Linked DNA regions of Homo sapiens: region 2 is linked to region 1. Evidence: chromatin loops called from intact Hi-C (ENCODE). Cell type or tissue: sigmoid colon. All regions are shown on one strand. Links, peaks and the distances in the headings refer to the core of each region. The heading gives the core; the rest is flanking DNA. Region 1 holds the start of CCDC89 (coiled-coil domain containing 89). Region 2 overlaps PICALM (phosphatidylinositol binding clathrin assembly protein).

What was found. Peaks named below come from ENCODE experiments on the same cell type or tissue, not always from the same donor. Only the 100,000 strongest peaks of a DNase experiment are listed, where the experiment ranks them.
Region 2: a loop joins it to region 1, with 2.5 times the contacts of the local background. A loop is called at or near these places in 6 of 110 quality-filtered maps.

Annotation. Positions count from the first base shown.
Region 1 is chr11:85,684,989-85,687,902 of GRCh38, reverse strand. CCDC89 (coiled-coil domain containing 89) reads left to right here and starts at 1,708. Exons shown (of 1, transcript NM_152723.3): 1 at 1,708-2,914. The coding sequence starts at 1,773. The coding sequence ends at 2,897. RefSeq lists enhancers at 1,912-2,411, 2,412-2,913. In sigmoid colon, for the core only: no CTCF peak of the experiment used is centred there; DNase peaks (open chromatin) are centred at 1,672, 1,982, 2,432 and 2,652; H3K4me3 peaks cover 1,485 bases; H3K27ac peaks cover 948 bases.
Region 2 is chr11:85,973,601-85,976,514 of GRCh38, reverse strand. PICALM (phosphatidylinositol binding clathrin assembly protein) reads left to right here. Exons shown (of 20, transcript NM_007166.4): 19 at 1,703-1,807. Among named protein-coding and RNA genes, the nearest start is that of PICALM, 94 kb to the left of the region's middle. In sigmoid colon, for the core only: no CTCF peak of the experiment used is centred there; no DNase peak of the experiment used is centred there.

The DNA of each region.
Region 1 (2,914 bases), core at 286-2,785:
CGTTGATATGTATAAAATATTTATTTAAAAAAGGTAGTGTCTGGGCTGGGTGCGATGGCTCATGCCTGTAATCTCAGCACTTTGGGAGGCTGAGGCGGGTGGATCATTTAAGGTCAGGAGTTCAAGACCAGCTTGACCAACATGGTTAAACTCCGTCTCTACTAAAAATACAAAAATTAGCCAGGTGTGGTTGTATGTAATTGTAATCCCAGCTACTCAGGAGACTGAGGCAGGAGAATTGCTTGAGCCCGGGAGGCGGAGGTTGCAGTGAATCGAGATCGTACCACTGCACTCCAGCCTGGGCGATGGAGGGAGACTCTGTCTCAAAAAAAAAAAAAAAAAAAAAAAAAAAGTAGTGTCTGTCATATTAGGGATATTTTTCTCAATTTGATTTTTACCTTCAACATCCACTTAATACACATTTATCTGAATCTCCCCCATGTGCCAGGCACTAGTCTAATCATCAAGGATGAAATAGACACAGTCCCTGCCCTTAAGGATCTTACAGTCTAACAGAGGGAAGCTGGCAGATAAACAGTGACTGCAATAAAATTTTCACATCCTCCACCAGAAGTACAAATAGCTATAGCGGATGCACTAAAAGATGTGAGTGACCAATTGGACATGTAGGGGCCAGGAATAGGCTTCAGAGACGATTCTTAACTAAGAATAAAAAGCTTTACTAGAGTGACAAGGGACAAAGTAGGAAAGGCATTCCAAGTAGAGGAACACCTAAAGATAGGGCGAGAGAGCTGGTTAGTGGATTTGGGTTTGGCTTCAATATTTGGGTTTGAGGAGTAAAATGTCAAGAAAATCCAGTGGAAGAAGGGGCTGGAGAGACCTCAGAAGTCACATAATTTAAAAAATTATACATAACTTTTTGAGTAAGCTTTCCCTTTCTGATCTTACATAATGTTTAAGATAAAAAAAAAATCCTTCCTAGCCCCAGAGATTTGATGTTTACCTTCATTTTCTTCTAGTTTCTGTTTACATTTAACTAATCTATCAGGAGTTGACTTTGGCATATAATGGCAAGCTTCATTTGAATCTTATTTTTTCTGTTTTAATGTTTATCTGTGTGGTTCACTAAGCTTCTTTCTGTAACCTTATTTTGCTAATGGGTAAAAACAGGGGGTGTTAAATATCTAATAAAGAGTATTTATGCCCAGGTGGGGACAATGCTAAGAACAACAAAAGAAATTTCACTGGTGTTTTCTATTTTAATACTTAAATACCAAAAGGGAGCTGTGCCAAACATCACGGGTGCAGATATGCAGGCTTTTAGGGTCCTGGCTCTCAGAATACCACTACTACTTTGTATTCATAGACTGAAATTTTTTGAGGAGCCAACCATGTTTCCACAAACAGTAATTTATTCAAACGATAACTGAAGAGGGGAGAGGGAGGATAAATATATCATTGCCTGCTTCATTTGTTTACTACTACCAGAAATTAGGTGGAGTCAGGCTTCCTCCCCTGATGCTGGCTGGAGATTGAGTGGGGTTGGCATCTCTGTGCTGTACAGGCCAGACACTGAGACAGTTGACAACTGAGAGCTGTGATTGGTTAGAAAGGCAAAAGTAACCCGACCAGATTGGCTCTGGACTCCCCCAGATTCCCCTGTTGTTACTTCATAGCATTCTGAAGACCTGTCCACCAATTACAGGGCTCCTTACTGGAAAAACCAACTGCTGGGGAGTGCCAAGAGTCCCTAGCAACACCCTGCAGCGTTTGAAATCTGAGGGGAAAAGACTGTAGTCAGCCCTTAGTGGATGAGAGCGCCTATGCTCCAGAAACAGCAGGCTCCCAGGATGGACACCCCGCCCCCTGAAGAACGCTTAGAGAAGCAAAATGAAAAACTGAACAACCAGGAAGAGGAGACGGAGTTTAAGGAACTGGACGGTCTGAGGGAAGCCTTGGCAAACCTCCGGGGACTGTCAGAGGAGGAGAGGAGCGAGAAGGCTATGCTTCGCTCCCGCATTGAAGAGCAGTCCCAGCTCATCTGCATCCTGAAGCGGAGGTCAGATGAGGCCCTGGAGCGCTGCCAGATCCTAGAGCTGCTCAATGCAGAGCTGGAGGAGAAGATGATGCAGGAGGCTGAGAAGCTCAAGGCCCAGGGTGAGTACAGTCGGAAACTAGAGGAACGCTTTATGACCCTAGCAGCCAACCACGAGTTGATGCTCCGCTTCAAGGATGAATACAAGAGTGAGAACATCAAGCTGAGGGAGGAGAATGAGAAGCTGAGGCTGGAGAATAGCAGCCTCTTCAGCCAGGCTCTGAAGGATGAGGAGGCGAAAGTATTACAGCTCACAGTCCGGTGTGAGGCCCTCACTGGGGAGCTAGAAACGCTGAAGGAGAGGTGTGCTCAGGATGCCTGCCAGGCACAGGCGCGCGAGAAGGAGCTGCTGGAGCTACAGAGCCAGCAGGCCTGCACCCACACCAAGGAGACAGAACAGCTGCGCAGCCAGCTGCAGACCCTCAAGCAGCAGCACCAGCAGGCTGTGGAGCAGATAGCTAAGGCAGAGGAGACACACAGCAGCCTGAGCCAGGAGCTGCAGGCCAGGCTGCAGACCGTCACTAGAGAGAAAGAGGAGTTGCTGCAGCTGTCCATTGAAAGGGGCAAAGTGCTTCAGAACAAACAGGCAGAGATCTGCCAGCTTGAGGAAAAGTTGGAGATAGCAAATGAAGACAGGAAGCATGCGCTGGAGCGGTTTGAGCAAGAGGCAGTGGCTGTGGACAGCAACTTGAGAGTCAGGGAGCTTCAGCGCAAAGTAGATGGGATCCAGAAGGCCTACGATGAACTCAGGCTGCAGTCTGAAGCCTTCAAAAAGCACAGCTTGGATCTTTTAAGCAAGGAGAGAGAACTCAATGGCAAACTCCGCCATCTCTCTCCATAGGGAAGTTTCTGCTTCCT
Region 2 (2,914 bases), core at 272-2,771, 290 kb before region 1:
CCCTAGTGCCTAATGCAGTAGAACCATAGCATTGGTTTCATAAGTATGTCTAGAATAATCATTATACAAGAGATCTTATGCATTAATGTTCATAGTATTACTTGGTTTATTTTTCTCCTCGTAACTTTGCTGGGCCTTTTATATTTCAAACATTAATGTTAATTCTAAGCCTTTGTTGCTGTGACCATATATTAAATACCAGTGAGGTCTTATAACCTGATATTGTAGGGCATGGGAGGGATTAACACTTGAATTGTATAGAGATAAATTTAGTCTGATAAAGGCTAGAGAAATTTTCCTGTGACAATGATTATTACAGTACAAAAACAGTCTTTTAACCTTTCAAAATGCCACAATGTGCATTTTAGATTGCCCTTAGTTTCCCAACTCTCAGTATATAGAGACTCAATTAGAAAAGAAATGGTGCTAGTAGCTTCAACCCACTGGTATGTATTTGAGGAACTGTTCCTGGTAGAAGGCAGTACCGTGTCCCTTGGTATTGCTACTGTGCCTGCTATGTTACTTCTTTATGTATATGATATGGAAGTAACTCCTTTTATACATGTGGAGAAGTTTCACAGCTTTTTTTCATAGTCATTGCATTAAAATGTCTGCTGAGGCTGGGTGTGGTGGCTTACGCCTGTAATCCCAGCACTTTGGGAGGCCAAGGTGGGTGGATCACCTGAGGTTGGGAGTTCAAGACCAGCCTGACCAATATGGTGAAACTCCGTCTCTACTAAAAATACAAAAATTAGCTGGGTATGGTGGCGCACACCTGTAATTCCAGCTACTTGGGAGGCTGAGGCAGGAGAATGGCTTGAACCCAGGAGGCAGAGGTCACAGTGAGTTGAGATCATGCCACTGCACTCCAGTCTGGGCAACGGAGCAAGACTCCATCTCAAAAAAAAAAAAAAAAAAAAAAGTCTGCTGAGAAACTCAGGCCATAAACTTAAAATGAAGCTCTAAATGCAAATAGTAGTCTGCTTGAAACAATAAATAGAACTTCTTGAAAGGAAAGATTTTAGAGCATTGCATTTTAACCAAAACAGTATTCTGTTTGTGCATTATTTTTACACTAGGTATTGTCACTTACTAGGTTAATTTTATACCCTGTAGTGGTAATTTTTAAAGAAACATATTTGGTTGAGATTGTATTTTCAGTTACTCAAGAAAGAGTTAACCTCTGGTTTGTAGTTTAAGCTCTTTCTTGATTCTTATATGAAATAAAATGGAAGAACTAGAGCAGGCTTATTCAGAGAATCAACTGTCTTCACTTGTGATCACTTGCATAATGGCAAAAGTACTTGATTTGTTATACAAATTTACTTTGAAATTTCTTAGCAGCGAAGACAGAGTCTTAAGTTTTCTTGATGTCTAAACCTGATAAATTTGGAAACTCTTAGTCTTAATCATTTTATCTGTTGTAATACAATAAAGTTTACATTTTGCAACTCATTGAATAGAAAAAGTTAGGCTTTGTTACTACATTTTAAAAATGAGCATGTTAAAGACTTTACTTACCAAAAGAAAAAAAAATACTCTCGAAAGTTTGTAGCTGTTAGTCTTACTTATATTCAGAGGAAGTTACCCTTTGAGTCAAGCAAAGGTACTAGGACCTGTCATCCCTGTTGTCATTGTTATTTACTTAGTCACAATAAGGAAGATAGGAGTCAGTATCTTTTGATATTTTTCTCTTTTTTAGCCTCCACAAATGGGAAGTGTTCCTGTAATGACGCAACCAACCTTAATATACAGCCAGCCTGTCATGAGACCTCCAAACCCCTTTGGCCCTGTATCAGGAGCACAGGTATTACACACTACATGTAACTGTGGTAATGTGTTTGATTTGGAAGGAATATGATACTATAAAACCCTTTTGTACAACTTGAGAAACAAGTTACTAGCACTTTCTACCTTCATTATGGATATTGCTTGCTTCATATCTTTCTTATATAAGAGCTTTAGGAATATTGATTATTTGGAGGGAAAGGATAAGTAGATAGCAAATACTAAAGACAGAAAATTCTTGGTAACTTATAGTTGGTAGATCCAAAGGATGATTTTTCTGAGATTAAGGAGCCTACTTGCTCTTCGTGATTCTGGTGTAGTATCCTTTGTGAACCTCAAAACCATTAACTCAGAGCTTTAGTTCCTTGGCTAATGGCTAGAATGATGCTACAGCAGGGCGTGTTGGCCTTGAGATGCTTGTGAAACTCTTGGCAACTCTCCAAAAAGTTTTGAATGTTATTTTTTCGTTAGATAACTTTCTGCCACTGAGGATTGTTTTCAAAAACCAAAAAAAGGAGTCAAAAAGCTTGAAATGTCATGCTAAACTTAGATGGTTTAATCCAGAGACTTTCCTCTTGACGTGTTTCTAAGGCTTTTCTCTCCTAGTTCCTGAAAATACACCATAAATATACATTGTTTTTTGTCCCATTATTGTTGCATTAGAAGAATTTTTTTTTTTTAATGTTTTACCCGTTACGGTTAGAAGATATAGGAAATTCCTTTGTTATTCACTTCTCTGGTGGCATACTCTGGGATGAGGCTCTTGTGAAGTGATAGGATGGTTTATCCTTCTGTGTCTGTGGCTCTGCTCGTACTGTTTTGACATCTAGAAGTAGTTAATTATATGCAATTGTTAGAACACCCCTCCTTTTCTTAAATGGTTGCTAATGCTAACTGATTGGTTATGTGTTTAATGCTTGAAAACATTTGAATGAGCATTTGCTTAGTGGACTTGTTATTCCCCTTTCACTTGAATGCATATATATTACATTTGCCAAAGCATATAGTCTTACATTGCCAATATTAGTTTATTTGATCCAATTTGAATCTAGTCTCTGTGCACGGTAGTCCCCTCTTCTCTTTGGGGGATATGTTCCAAGACCCACAGTGGATGCCTGAAAATGGG